Regions from separate parts of the Homo sapiens genome. Here regions 1 and 2 are each linked to region 3. The links are chromatin contacts, found by Hi-C or POLR2A ChIA-PET in ENCODE. All regions are on one chromosome and are shown on one strand. The core of a region is the stretch at or near the end of the contact, and the rest is flanking DNA. Distances in the headings are between cores, read along the strand shown. Region 1 holds the start of CHST14 (carbohydrate sulfotransferase 14). Region 2 holds the start of KNL1 (kinetochore scaffold 1). Region 3 holds the start of BUB1B (BUB1 mitotic checkpoint serine/threonine kinase B).

Region 1 (4,662 bases), core at 356-2,855, 310 kb after region 3:
GGTCTAAGGCCTTTTTTTCCTCTCCTGGTTTAAAGGACATACTTACTGGAAAATATGATTTTAATAGAAAATCCTATCACCAGAAATGTATACCTTTAGGATTATTGGAAGCAAGGAGCAGTGTAGACAAGGCAGAACCTTCACGCAAACTTCTGGTGCAGCAAATGGACAGGTGGTAGCCTGCAGATGCACTGGGGCAATCAGATGTGGAGAGCCTGCCCTGGAGAGCTGGAAGGCTGCAAGGCTTTACCGTTCCTTCCCCTGGCTCATCTGTGTGCTTTTCCTGTTGCTGGGATTGTGGGGTCATCAGTGAGCCCTCTAGTATCACCTCATCCCTCAAGTCCCCTCACCCTTCTGAATTCATCTGATCACTGGTAGCTCCATTCTCCCACTGGTATCTTCTATTTTCCATCACCTGCTCTGTACAGTCCGCCCTCGAGTCAGCTGCTTCCTCCCTTCTAGCCATTCCATGATATGCTCCTTTAATCTCTGAAGGGCCGTGATTAGAAATTTAGGTTTTAGACTCAGAACCACCCATACTGAGTCACATCTTCCCTGAGCCTCTGTTACTTCAGCTGTACAAAGGGAATGTCCACACTAGCTCCCTGCCAGGGTGGCTGTAACAACTAAAGGAGATAATGAATATAAAACACTTAGTGGGCGCTGTCCTCAGTACACTTGGGCTCTAATCATATTCCTCTGCTGCTTCAGAGGCTTGCTGGCTCTCTGCAGGCAGCAAGCACATAGCTGGACCAAGTCTGGCTACTGAGCCAGGTTCCCAGTGGGAAATGGTGGTTGCTGACATCCAAAGCACTTCGGGTCTGCTGTCCGCCCAAGTGACCAGCCTGGTGCCATGGAGCACACATCTAGCTCCAGGCAAGGAGACTACGTGCTGTTTCCCTGCTGTTTTGTGCCCCCAGCTCCTCACCCTTCCAAATGTGTGTTGGCCACACCAGCAGCTGATGGACCAATGTGTCAGACCCTCCCCAGAGTGCCCAGTTATCCCACTGCCTCATGAGGAGAAGGCAGAGGAGGGGAGACTCCATTTCCAGACATTTCAGCATTACCCAGTGGACAAGCACTGTAGTCAGTCCCCAGGTATTGCTAAACACAAGGGTCACCATGGAGACTGGTCAGTGTCTGACAGTTCTGCTTCTCCTTCCTGGAGTGGCCACGACCTGCAGGACGGAGGGAGTTAAGGGTGGCAAGGGGGAGCACACCGAGGGCTCCGCTTCCAGCTGGAAAGACCAGCCTCCGGCACGTCTGGACTCGGAGAGAGCGCTGCCCGCCTCCCTGCCTCCAGACCCGTTGCTGGAGGAAGGGCTAGGACAGGCCTGAGTTTGTGGCGAATCCCCCTTGTCCACTTCCCTGAGGACACACGCTGCAGGAGAGCAGCCTCGAGTCTTTTCTGCCTTCGAGGTCTCAGGAGCTTTTGTCCCCAAGCCCAGAGGACAGGGGTGGCCCTGACTCAGGCGCCCTCTTCCGGGTAGGGGTCCGCGTGCGCCCTCCCAAGCCCGCGCCCCGCAGGGGCGCCCGCCCCTCTCCCCGCCCCCGGCGTGGGCCCGCCCCCGCGCCTGTGTCACTGCGAGGCCGGGGGTGGAGAGCGGCCGGGCGGGACATCCGGCCCGGGTCCCTCGCCGCGCCCGCCGCCCGCCGCCCGCTTCGGCGCCGCAGCCCGGGAGCCGGCCACCCCTACACGCGCCAGGGCTGTCCCCTGCCCTCCCCTCCCCAACTACCCCCGGTCCCAGACCCTCCTCCCGCCCCCAGCCCGAGCCCGCCTTCCAGGCCGCCCTCGGATCGGCCGGGCCCGCGCAGGCCCCCACCCCTTGAGCACCATGTTCCCCCGCCCGCTGACCCCGCTGGCGGCCCCAAATGGCGCCGAGCCCCTGGGCCGGGCGCTGAGGCGGGCCCCTCTGGGCAGGGCCCGGGCGGGGCTGGGTGGGCCGCCCCTGCTGCTGCCGTCCATGCTGATGTTTGCGGTGATCGTGGCCTCCAGCGGGCTGCTGCTCATGATCGAGCGGGGCATCCTGGCCGAGATGAAGCCCCTGCCCCTGCACCCGCCCGGCCGCGAGGGCACAGCCTGGCGCGGGAAAGCCCCCAAGCCTGGGGGCCTGTCCCTCAGGGCTGGGGACGCGGACTTGCAAGTGCGGCAGGACGTCCGGAACAGGACCCTGCGGGCGGTGTGCGGACAGCCAGGCATGCCCCGGGACCCCTGGGACTTGCCGGTGGGGCAGCGGCGCACCCTGCTGCGCCACATCCTCGTAAGTGACCGTTACCGCTTCCTCTACTGCTACGTCCCCAAGGTGGCCTGCTCTAACTGGAAGCGGGTGATGAAGGTGCTGGCAGGCGTCCTGGACAGCGTGGACGTCCGCCTCAAGATGGACCACCGCAGTGACCTGGTGTTCCTGGCCGACCTGCGGCCTGAGGAGATTCGCTACCGCCTGCAGCACTACTTTAAGTTCCTGTTTGTGCGGGAGCCCTTGGAACGCCTCCTCTCTGCCTACCGCAACAAGTTTGGCGAGATCCGAGAGTACCAGCAACGCTATGGGGCTGAGATAGTGAGGCGGTACAGGGCTGGAGCGGGGCCCAGCCCTGCAGGCGACGATGTCACATTCCCCGAGTTCCTGAGATACCTGGTGGATGAGGACCCTGAGCGCATGAATGAGCATTGGATGCCCGTGTACCACCTGTGCCAGCCTTGTGCCGTGCACTATGACTTTGTGGGCTCCTATGAGAGGCTGGAGGCTGATGCAAATCAGGTGCTGGAGTGGGTACGGGCACCACCTCACGTCCGATTTCCAGCTCGCCAGGCCTGGTACCGGCCAGCCAGCCCCGAAAGCCTGCATTACCACTTGTGCAGTGCCCCCCGGGCCCTGCTGCAGGATGTGCTGCCTAAGTATATCCTGGACTTCTCCCTCTTTGCCTACCCACTGCCTAATGTCACCAAGGAGGCGTGTCAGCAGTGACCATGGGTGTGGGGCCAGCAGCTGGTGGGGACTGGTTTCAACGCCAGCTTTCTGTGCTTCTGCCTGTCATTCGGAGAAACTCTGGCTCTGGGGCTTGGGGCTTCTCAGGATCCTGGATGGCAGAGACTGCCCTCAGAAGTTCCTTGTCCAGGGTGGGCACCCACAGTGACTCAGAGGACAGGGCTAGGCAGGAGACCTGCTGCTCCTCATTGGGGGGATCTCTTGGGGGGCAGACACCAGTTTGCCAATGAAGCAACACATCTGATCTAAAGACTGGCTCCAGACCCCGGGCTGCCAGGATTATGCAGTCCACTTGGTCTACCTTAATTTAACCTGTGGCCAAACTCAGAGATGGTACCAGCCAGGGGCAAGCATGACCAGAGCCAGGGACCCTGTGGCTCTGATCCCCCATTTATCCACCCCATGTGCCTCAGGACTAGAGTGAGCAATCATACCTTATAAATGACTTTTGTGCCTTTCTGCTCCAGTCTCAAAATTTCCTACACCTGCCAGTTCTTTACATTTTTCCAAGGAAAGGAAAACGGAAGCAGGGTTCTTGCCTGGTAGCTCCAGGACCCAGCTCTGCAGGCACCCAAAGACCCTCTGTGCCCAGCCTCTTCCTTGAGTTCTCGGAACCTCCTCCCTAATTCTCCCTTCCTTCCCCACAAGGCCTTTGAGGTTGTGACTGTGGCTGGTATATCTGGCTGCCATTTTTCTGATGCATTTATTTAAAATTTGTACTTTTTGATAGAACCCTTGTAAGGGCTTTGTTTTCCTAATAGCTGACTTTTTAATAAAGCAGTTTTATATATAAGGCGAGCATTTCTGTGATTTCCCTTGGAGCTCCTGTGGGCCCAGCAGATCTCCTCGATGTCTGTCTTCCCATGTCAGGGGAGGCAGCCTGTAGATAGAGAAAGTAAGGTATAACTTGGTTGGGCTGGTCCAATGGGCCGTTGCCATTCCATGGAGACTTTGGGGGCTTTCTAATAGGCTATACCAGATCACAGACTCAGATCCTGGGATGTCACCAAAGGGCAAGCCCAGTTAGGAATGGCCTCACGTCCAGAGCATACCTACATGTATTATTCCCTAAAAAAGTAGGTGGGTAGGAGATACGGGATCCTCCTCTTATTCAATAAGAGTTGAATGAGAAGTTCCCCCAGAGCATTTTCTTTCTTTCTTTTTTTTTTTTTTTTTTTTGAGATGAAGTCTCGATCTGTCACCCAGGCTGCAGTGCAGTAGCACCATCTTGGCTCACTGCAACCTCTACCTCCTGGGTTCTAGCGATTGCCTCAGCCTCCCAAGTAGCTGGGATGATTACAGGCACGCACCACCACACCTGGCTAATTTTTGTATTTTTAGTAGAGATGGGGTTTCACCATGTTGGCCAGGCTGGTTTTGAACTCCTAACCTCAGGTGATCTGCCCACCTCGGCCCCTCCAAAGTGCTAGGATTACAGGCGTGAGCTACCACGCCTGGCCCCGGACCATTTTCAAATGAAAAAGAAAATTTTTGTGTGAGCAAGGAGATTTTTTTCTGGCACTACAAGGAAGGCAGGCAAGGAGGTTGAGTGAGGGTCAGGCTCTTGTTGACTTAGGTCCAGAGAAAGTTGTGGAAGGAATACAGTTGGAGCAGCAGAGGACAGACTTCAGTATGGCCCATTGCCCCCACTGCTCTCCAGGGATCCCAGGCCCAT
Region 2 (4,563 bases), core at 105-2,604, 430 kb after region 3:
AACAGAAAGAAGCCACTGGAGCCAGCAGAGAATGGGGCCACTGCTTTCCATACTCAGTGCCCAAACCTTGCTGAAGCACCTGCCAGAGGCCGTGTTGTGGAGCATGGTGCAATGCAGACAGCCTTGTGGAGGAGACAATCTGTAAACCATGACTGCAAAAGATTGATAAATACTGATTATTAATCTACAGCACAGTGTAGGATTGATAAATACTAATTATTAATCTACAGCACAGATTAGAAGGGTGATTAAGCCAGCGTCTAGTAGATTTGGGTTACACTCTCCTTTCTTCAATTTAGAAGCTGTATAACCTCGGGCAAGCTAATCTTTCAGTCTCCTCATCTGTAAAATGGAGTAATAAAAATATTTGTCATGATCAAGGGTTATAGTGATGTAATTCATGTAAAACATGTGGTGCCTGTAGATAATAAATACCGGATAAAGTGTCTCATGGTAGCTTTTGAAGTGAAACCTGGTATCTCATAATCAGGACAGGTGTTAAAAACCCCAGAGTAACAGTCTACAATAATTGAAACTCCTCAGTTAGGAGCTGTGTTAAAGTTGGAACAGAGCAGCATTGGAACATATGGGATGGTAATAATTGTGGAATTCTATTCACTGTTGTTAACTCCATATAAAAAGAAATTAAATCCAGCATGATTTCTGATTCCTGGAAAGTCTCTTTCCCTCCCTTTTCTTTATCTGTGATGTCAGAACGTTCCAAATACTGTATTTCAACATTTCAGGCCTGAAACTGATGGTGCCAGATTAATTGAGTAATAAATAATAAGTATTCAAGTTTTTCCGCTCTGCAAATTTACTTTGGTTATTAAAAAATTTATTCTGCTCTGCAAATTTACTTTGGTTATTAAAAAATTTATTCTGCTCTGCAAATTTACTTTGGTTACAAGCAAAAGTAAGCCACCACATCGACGAGGATGGGATTCGAACCCACGCGTGCAGAGCACAATGGATTAGCAGTCCATCGCCTTAACCACTCGGCCACCTCGTCCCGGTAAGTTACTGTTTCCTGATTGCTATAGGGAGTAATATCAAGGGGCTGTGACGCAATGTTATGGAAGCCGCCATTTTGTACGGAAGCCAAAGTCCAATCACTTCCATAGCAAGCAATCGAAAGAAGATGGCCGCTCCCACGATTGTGGGGGAGGTCTCCACTGGGGAGGGGCAGAGGAAATTCGGTCGAAAAAGAGATAAAGCTGAAGGAAATAAAATTGGCACGGAGTCTGGGAAAGTAGTTTCCCTAAAGGAGTCTTAGAAATAGGGTTGGTCTGGAACCTAAGGGGCGGAGCCGACGCGTAGAGCCGCTTTGCGCGTGCGCATCACCTAGGCGGTTAGATTTGAATACTTCACTGAGGCGAGCCGGGCGTTGTGAGCGGACTGCTAGAGGCGGCTGTCTGTTTCCGCTCTAAGGAAACTCAGAGCGTGTGGACCCCAAACAAGTCTGCGCAAAATTTGTCGAGGAGGTTTGCCGCGGCAGGTAAAGAGAATGACTCTTTCGTTCTGGGCTTCAGGGAAGGCTTCGGGTTTTGTCTGGGCGCCCTGAAGTTCCTGCGGTGGGAGGTAGGGTACGCTCCCTCAGCCTGGCGGCCTCCGTTAGCGCCGGGCCGAGTAGACGCCCCTGCCCCGGGCCGGGCACACTGTGCCCTTTTTCCCCTCCTCGGCCTGTACGTTGTGCCGCCTCCCGCTTCCCTAACACTTCTCCGCCTGCACCTCGGCCCCTCCGGCCACCCGGCTCGGGTTGCTTGTCCGTCGCTCTCTTGGCGTCCTCTTCCGCCCCGCCCTGCCGTCCTCTGTCAGGGCTCGCGGACTCTTCTTGCACCCCTGCCGCTCTTCCCTAGGGACCTCTCGGCTGTTTGTATTTCTCACTTAAGCTTTTTTTGGCTCTAAATGAAGTGACAGCAATGAGTGATTTTAAAATTCTCAGCTCTTCGTGGTTTAAGGTGTCTGCTCGGAGTGCTGGCCGCACGTAACAGATTTTTCGTTTTCTGCAAGTATAATAACCTTAACAAATGAAGTCAATATTAGTACTGCGCAAATTAGTTTTTAAAAATCCTCTTCTGTTCATTATTCCTCAGGATTTAAGCCCTTATTCTTCACGTTTATTTAAATACTCAAGTTTGAGGGAGGAAAAAGTATTGCCGATTGGAATTTTACAGATAGGTTTAATAGGCATTAACAGATAAAGGATGTGGATGAAGACCAAAGCAGAAGCTTATTCCAGTCTAGATATTAAAATTGATGTTTTCACTTCCGTCGAATCCTGTAGATATTTATTGGGTTCCTTATCCTGTGATAGGGCCGGGGACAGATGATTCCCAAACCTAGAGGGGTTTACAAAGGGAAATAACTAATATACACAAATAACTAGAATACAAGACAGAATGTAAAAGATTATAGGACATTCTAAAGTGGTGTGGGAGCACGGAAAAGGGAGAGCTTATTTGATGCTTTTGGTGATGGATTTGTGGAGAAGACCGCATTTGAGGTGGACGTTGGTTGGAGAGATGATTTACAGATGGGAGTTAATATGTGGTAAAATTTTGGTAATTAAAGGTTAGGGTCAAAGCAGTATAATTCTTGACTTTGCGAATGGCTGGAAATCTTTACAAGATGATAAATACATGTAAATTGAATTAAAATGTTTGGAATGGTAGTATTAATGATGTGTTCGATGTTAAATAATAGACTGTAAAAGATACTGACTCTAGATATTGCCAGTAAAGCAGTGCTGTCCAACAGGGCTTCCTGTGAAAATGGTAATGTTTTATATGTGCACTCCAACATACTACCCATTAGCGACATGGGACTATGGAGCACTTGAAATGTCATTATTGTGACCAAAGAACTGATTATTAAATTTTATTTTATTTTCATTAATTTAAATGTAAATAACTACTATATTGGACAGCACAGGTCTAGAGTCTCTGTCATTTCACTCTTATCCTCCTACAATCCCGGAAAATACTAACTCTAGATATCGGTCGTATAAATGTAGGAGTGGGCAAAGAGCCAGATAGTAAATATTTCAGGCTTTGCAGGCTACATGGTCTTTGTCACATATTCTTTGTTTAGTTGTTATTGCTTGCCTTGTTTTCTACAATCCATTAAAAGGGTAAAAAAACACTCTTAGCTCAAAGGCTAATTGGGCTCAGTCGCTGTTTGAGGACCTACGGATTATTTAGAGTAGTGGTTCCCAAATTTTCTTGATGCATGGCACCCTGAGATCAAAGAAATACCTAACAGTCTATTTATTGAGTACAGTGGTTGGGTCCAAACATTAAGTATATATGTCCCAAACTTAGTAGCCATTTAAAAAAATACAGAAATTGAAGGAAAATATGATATTTTAAATTTTATTTATTTATTTATTCTTTTTTGTGAGACGGAGTCTCGCTCTGTCACCCAGGCTGGAGTGCAGTGGTGCTATCTTGGCTCACTGCAGCCTCCGCCTCCTGGGTTCAAATGATTCTCCTGCCTCAGCTTCCGCAGTAACTGGGATTATAGGCACCCGCCACCATGCGCAGCCAATTTTTATATTTTTAAGTAGACACGGGGTTTCACCACGTTGGCCAGGCTGGTCTCGAACTCTTGACCTCGGGATCCGCCTGCCTTGGCCTCCCAAAGTCCTGGGATTACAGGTGTGAGCCACTGTGCCTGGCCAAAATTTTATTATTAAATAATCACACTTACTGATTGGATATCTGTGCCTGTTGGACACTGCACAACTTCTGAAACTTTGGAATCAGTTTATACCCTGTCACCCTCATTTCCTGTAGTACTTTAATAAAAAATACTTGCTTTTGGGCCGGGCACGGTGGCTCACACCTGTAATCCCAGCACTTTGGGAGGCCGAGGCAGGCAGATCACCTGAGATCAGGAGTTTGAGACCAGCCTGACCAACATGCAGAAACTGCGTCTCTACTAAAAATACAAAATTAGCCAAGCGTGGTGGCGCATGCCTGTAATCCCAGCTACTTGGGAGGCTGAGGCAGGAGAATCACTTGAACCTGGGAGGCAGAGGTTGCAGTGAGCCAAGATTGCGCCATTGTACTCCAGCCTGGGCAACAAGAGTGAAACTCCATCTCAAAAAAAAAAAAAAAAAAAAAGGTACTTGCTTTTTATCACAGCAACTGCAAACAGTTTATCTTTACAGTGATGTTATTAAAACTAATGTAATGCAAATGTACTGTTTTGATCTAGTAGTTCACACAGTACCTGACAGGTGTTCAGAACTGCTGTGCATCTCTCAAAATTTTTAAATATCCCAGGACACCATTGTGAGTATGCTGCAGCACCCTTGGGTGCCAGGTACACAGTTTGGAATCAGTAACTTTTTTGTTTTTTTTTCTTTTCGAGACAGAGTCTCACTCACTGTGTTGCCCAGGCCAGAATGCAGTGGTGCCATCTCAGTTCACTGCAATCTCTACCTCCTGGGTTCAGGGGATTCTCCTGCTTCAGCCTCCCAAGTACCTGGGATTACAGGAACACGCTTCCATGCCTAGCTAATTTTTTTGCCCTGCTAATTTTTTTGTAATTTTAGTA
Region 3 (4,870 bases), core at 1,848-4,347:
CAGTTTGCACCAAGACCCAGGAGGCAATGTCAGAGAGGAAGTGAGGAAGCCTGCCTGGCAGAAAAGCAATGGCGGCTCAGACATATCCACCCACAGACACTCCATTCTCCTGCAAGTGTCCCCACAATGGATTGGCTCTGCCAGGAGCCATCCCTACCCCCATTCAGCTATCTTAGAATTGTCACCTCCTGAAATAAGGACAGAACATTATGTAACCCATTTCCTCAGGCCTCAGACCTATGGAGTCACATGCACTAGTCAGGAGAATCCCATTGGCTCTTCCATAGGGCCCCAGGGCCGCTGCACACAGGGCTTTGTGTGAATTAGAGAGAGGAGGCCTCTCTGGGCACTTTTGAAGGTGCCTTCTCTGAGTAGAAAAAGCAGAAAAATGTCCCCATTTGCGTGACAGGCACTCTCGGATGCAGCAATATTTATGCAACTGTATGTGTGGCACTGAATGAGTCCCTCCTTTTGAAGCCTTCCCTAGGTGGTCTGGGTGTTTTCAGAGCATCTGCCATGTTCCTCCTGTCCTGCTCAAGCTCTCTCTGGTTGATGGCCTCTGTCTCCAAGGCTACTGGAGGACATCTTGCTTCTGCTGGTGTCCACTGTGGGGTGCTGATGTCTGGCTCCAGGGAGGGCCTCCCTGTGCTCTCAGAATGGCCAAGTGAGGCTGTGCCCTCGGCGCCTGGGCACGAAGGCAGTGCTGTTGGAGGCTGGCATCACACTGAACCAGCTTTTTTTTTTTCCTTTTTAGAGACAGTCTCACTCTGTTGCCCAGGCTGGAGTGCAGTGGCATGATCACAGCTCACTGCAACCCCCGCATCCCGGGTTCAAGCGATTCTCCTGCCTCAGCCTCCGGAGTAGCTGGGATTACAGGCATGCACCACCACACCCAGCTAATTTTTGTATTTTTAGTAGGACGGGGTTTCACCATGTTGGCCAGGCTAGTCTTGAACTCCTGACCTTAAGTGATCCGCCCGCCTCAGCCTTCCAAAGTACATAGAACCAGCTCTTAAGGCCACTGCCTCAGGCCCTCACTCCACAAAACCGTAAGTCCTTGGGACCAGGCCAACAAAGGGTCACAATCCAAGGTGGATATCCTGTGCCCCACTCACTCCAGTTCCCCCAAGTCCACAGACAAACCCTGCTGCTTTCAGCATTCCTCTTCCTCAAAGGCAAACCTTGCTTGCTGGGAGCTCCACCCATCAGTTCATGGGACATCCCTAAAAACTCATTTTCCAAATTAAACCACAGAGTACCTTCTGTCATACATTTTGGAGTTTTGTTTTACCTACCTCCTTCTTTTCCCGTAGTGAAACAAGCAAGGGGTTTAGCCTGAATGCATTCTACATCGTAGCAGAGTTTATGGGGAATCCGACTAGGTTATAGGAAAGACTGAGATCAAAAGACCAAACACTACGTTTCCAAGATTGTTTGTAGGAAATAGTCAAAATTGAGAAGCTGTAGATATGAACAGGACACCCTGTTGAAAGAAAATGAAGTGCTAGGCCAGTACTGACATAAGGTAAGAGATAAAATGAGCCAGTGAGAGAATCCCACGCACCACACCTCATATGATCCAGGAAAGCTTCCTGGATGTGGAGGACTTTGATGTAAAGAGTAACCAAAATTTCCTATGAGGAATCACCCCTTCCCCTCTCTCAGTCCCAAGGTGAAACACATGACTTGGTTCTGAACAATCAAAGCCCTGAATCCACTATCCCCAGTGACTGTTTGGGAGGAAGGGGTTAAGCAGGGTGACTCCTAAGTCTGAATTTGAACCTGTAAGGATAAAGTCGTGAATCTGTTACCCAATGGAGAATGACAATAAGCCAACAACAAGAGTAGAGGCGAGAAATGGAGAGAGGCCCAGTCCACATGAGTCCTGGGTTAAGCTTTATCTGAAGTCTTTTATATATAAAAGACAGTAAATTCCCTTTTCTGAGTAGGCCGATTTAAGTTGGATTTCTACTTCTTTGGAATCAAGAGTCCTGATGATTCAGAGGAAAGAAGGACTTATATAACATGAACAAAGACAGAAAGCTGGGAACTAAGAACCAGAGGGTAGTGGACAGTATCCTCAGCATCTGCCTCTGGGAAGTGCCACCTCTCTGACCATCCCCACAGTCATAAAGGAGAACTCCCCTGTACCTGGGCTTTCTTAAATGACCCTGTTCCTTCCTCAAGGTGGCTAATGCCTGTAATCGCAGCTACTGCGGAGGCTGAGGTGGGAGGATCACTTGACCCCGGGAGTTGGAGGCTGGAATGCAGTAGCCCCATGATGGGGCTACTGCACTCCAGCCTGGGCAACAGAGCAAGAAGAAGACCCTGTCTCTAAAACAAAACCAACCAACCAAACAAACAAAAAGACTCTACTCCCCTGGTCACATCTGAGCTATCACAATTTCTTCCTCAGAAAATTGAAATTGCAACAAACAGTTTAATGTCAGTCAAGGCTAGTCCCCTGAAGGGGAAAAGAGGTAACACCTTGGGAACCATAGCATGGCTGTGTTTACTGCTTGTGGACTGAGCAGAAGAGAAAGCAAGACAGTATCATCACTTTATAGATGAGGAAAACTGATGGTCAGAAAGATTATGTAGCTTGCCTAAGGTTGCACATTTGGTATGATTTTACAGAACTAGAATCCAGCTTTTTGAATTCAAGGGTGGGGCAGGAAACAGCTAGGTCAGTGGCCTAAGAACTCCGGACGGGTGAGATTTGGGGCAGACAGCAGGGGTAGTCACCCTACAAGAGTCACGCCAAGTGCAAGCACTCAGAGACATCTCCCAACACTCAAAACAGCAAAGAAGTTCTGGTGCTTTAAGTGTTCCTCGCTCGGCTCAGAGACTCGGCTTCGAGCCGCGACTCAAGACAGCACCTGGGGGTATTTGTTTTGCCTAAGCCTGCTGCACTTCCACGGCCATTGAATCCCAAAAACTACAATTCCCATTATGCACCGCGAGTTCGCGGACTAAACAGGCATAAACTACAAGCCCCAGAATGCCTTGGGCGAGACGCGAGAGCACGGAGGAGCGGAGGGGCGTGGCCACGTCGACCGCGCGGGACCGTTAAATTTGAAACTTGGCGGCTAGGGGTGTGGGCTTGAGGTGGCCGGTTTGTTAGGGAGTCGTGTACGTGCCTTGGTCGCTTCTGTAGCTCCGAGGGCAGGTTGCGGAAGAAAGCCCAGGCGGTCTGTGGCCCAGAGGAAAGGCCTGCAGCAGGACGAGGACCTGAGCCAGGAATGCAGGATGGCGGCGGTGAAGAAGGAAGGGGGTGCTCTGAGGTAGGTACGGGAGAAAGCTGCTGGGGGCTGGGCCTGAGAGGACACGGCCTGGTAGGTAATAGAAGGCTCCGCTCGGAGCAGTCGAGGGGGAGATCGGCACCGTCAGAACAGACCCCACCGGAGCCTCCTTCCTTTTGGAGTAGAATGCCGGAGGTGGAGGTGAAAACGCAGTGGACTGAGGGCACGTGCGAATCCTGCCGCATCCAGCTTCAAAGCGAAGAAGGCTGCGGGACCCCAGCGGAACAAAGAGTTTGGAAGTTGCAATGTTGTCTGTTTGTAACTCAGCTCAGCCACCTGCTAGTTGTTTGACCTTGGGCAAATCGTTTGTATGGAAAATGCTGATGTTAATGCTGCCTTACGTGGTTCTGGGGGAATTCAAAGTATTTGTTAAGTAACTGCTTCCAAATAAGCGCTCAACAAATGGCAGGTGCTATGCCAATAGCACAGAGATCTGAAAGCCTTTAGCCAATATCATAGAGATCTAAATTATGCCAATAACATAGAGATCTAAAAGCCTTTTTCTGCATGTTTGCGGCTTTTCCTTGTATTAAAAAAACTATATTGCAGTTCTAGGTTGGAAATCTGTATGTGTTTTCACTGTGGTGCCCGCAATACCTAGATAAGTGCTATGTCATGGGCTCTTTCATTCATGTAACAAGTATTTTTTTGGCTAAGCTCTGAGTGCAGCAAATATACAGACACAAAAATCTCAACCCTCATGAAGCTTAAGTTCTGGCATGGGATGAAGGTGGGGGAGTCAGACAATAAAGACAAACTGTTAGGTGGAGATGTGGTCAGTACTAAAAAAAATAATAAAGCAACTGGGTGTAGTGAATATTGGGGGTGGGGATTGGTGCAATTTAACTTGAACACTGGAGTCTCACTGAGGAGATGTCACTTTGGTCAAGACTTGAAGGAATCTCAAAAGCTAGAGGTTCTATATCTGAGGAGAGTACAAAGGCTGAGGGTGAGAGCTAGGGGAGGAAGTTGCACCTGGCATGTCCAAGGCCATTGTCACTGGAGCAGAATTAACTAGAAGAGTAAAAGGATATTATGTAAAAATGGTGAAGATGCAGATTGTAAGGACTTAGCTTTTACTCTAGTTGTAATCAAAAGTCATTGGAAGGTTTTGAGCAAAGGAAAGACATAATCTGACTTGGGTTTAAATGGGGTCACTTTGGCTGTAGTGTTGAATACACTAAAGGCAGCAAAGGATGGAAGCAAGGGACACCAGTTAAGAGGTTATTGAAATAATTCAGCTCAAAAGTGAGTTGAGCCAGGTGGAAAACAGTGGAGATGATGATAAGTGGTTGATTTCTGTATATATTTTGAAGGTAGAACCAGTAGGACTTGCTGACTGACTGAGGGGTATGAGAAGGGCATCAAAGTTGGCACTAAGATTTTTGGCTTGGGTAACTGAAGAATGGGATTGCCATTTATTTGAGAAAGAGGAAGACTGTGGGAGGAGCAGGTCTGGGAGGAAGTGGGGGCAGTCTTAGCTCAATTTGGGATATTTAACTGAGATAGTGTAATTCACTATTTTTAAGAGCAAGAGAAGAAAGTTCAGATGAATTCAACAAACAGGG

What was found. A loop is a pair of places that touch in the nucleus more often than their neighbours do. ChIA-PET counts read pairs that join two places held with the same protein, here RNA polymerase II (POLR2A). Pooled maps may share reads with other maps.
Region 1: a pooled map shows a loop between it and region 3 (2.7-fold over the local background). The contact joins the promoter of CHST14 here to the promoter of BUB1B in region 3. A Hi-C loop is called at or near these places in 5 of 50 pooled maps. POLR2A ChIA-PET finds 5 or more read pairs at or near these places in 2 of 52 experiments (OCI-LY7 and Panc1).
Region 2: a loop to region 3 is called in a pooled map, with 7 times the contacts of the local background. The contact joins the promoter of KNL1 here to the promoter of BUB1B in region 3. A Hi-C loop is called at or near these places in 4 of 50 pooled maps. POLR2A ChIA-PET finds 5 or more read pairs at or near these places in 2 of 52 experiments (GM12878 and OCI-LY7).

The regions. Positions count from the first base shown.
Region 1 is chr15:40,469,379-40,474,040 of GRCh38, forward strand. It overlaps CHST14 (carbohydrate sulfotransferase 14), which reads left to right and starts at 1,606. Exons shown (of 1, transcript NM_130468.4): 1 at 1,606-3,780. The coding sequence starts at 1,836. The coding sequence ends at 2,966. RefSeq lists enhancers at 1,078-1,187, 2,470-3,373 and silencers at 1,478-1,717, 1,768-2,017.
Region 2 is chr15:40,592,895-40,597,457 of GRCh38, forward strand. It overlaps KNL1 (kinetochore scaffold 1), which reads left to right and starts at 1,355. Exons shown (of 26, transcript NM_144508.5): 1 at 1,355-1,498. It overlaps TRS-GCT4-2 (tRNA-Ser (anticodon GCT) 4-2), which reads right to left and starts at 1,012; the gene lies at 931-1,012. RefSeq lists a silencer at 905-954 and enhancers at 1,075-1,294, 1,515-1,834.
Region 3 is chr15:40,157,972-40,162,841 of GRCh38, forward strand. BUB1B (BUB1 mitotic checkpoint serine/threonine kinase B) reads left to right here and starts at 3,098. Exons shown (of 23, transcript NM_001211.6): 1 at 3,098-3,284. The coding sequence starts at 3,250. RefSeq lists enhancers at 1-358, 3,232-3,331, 3,352-3,481, 3,489-4,253.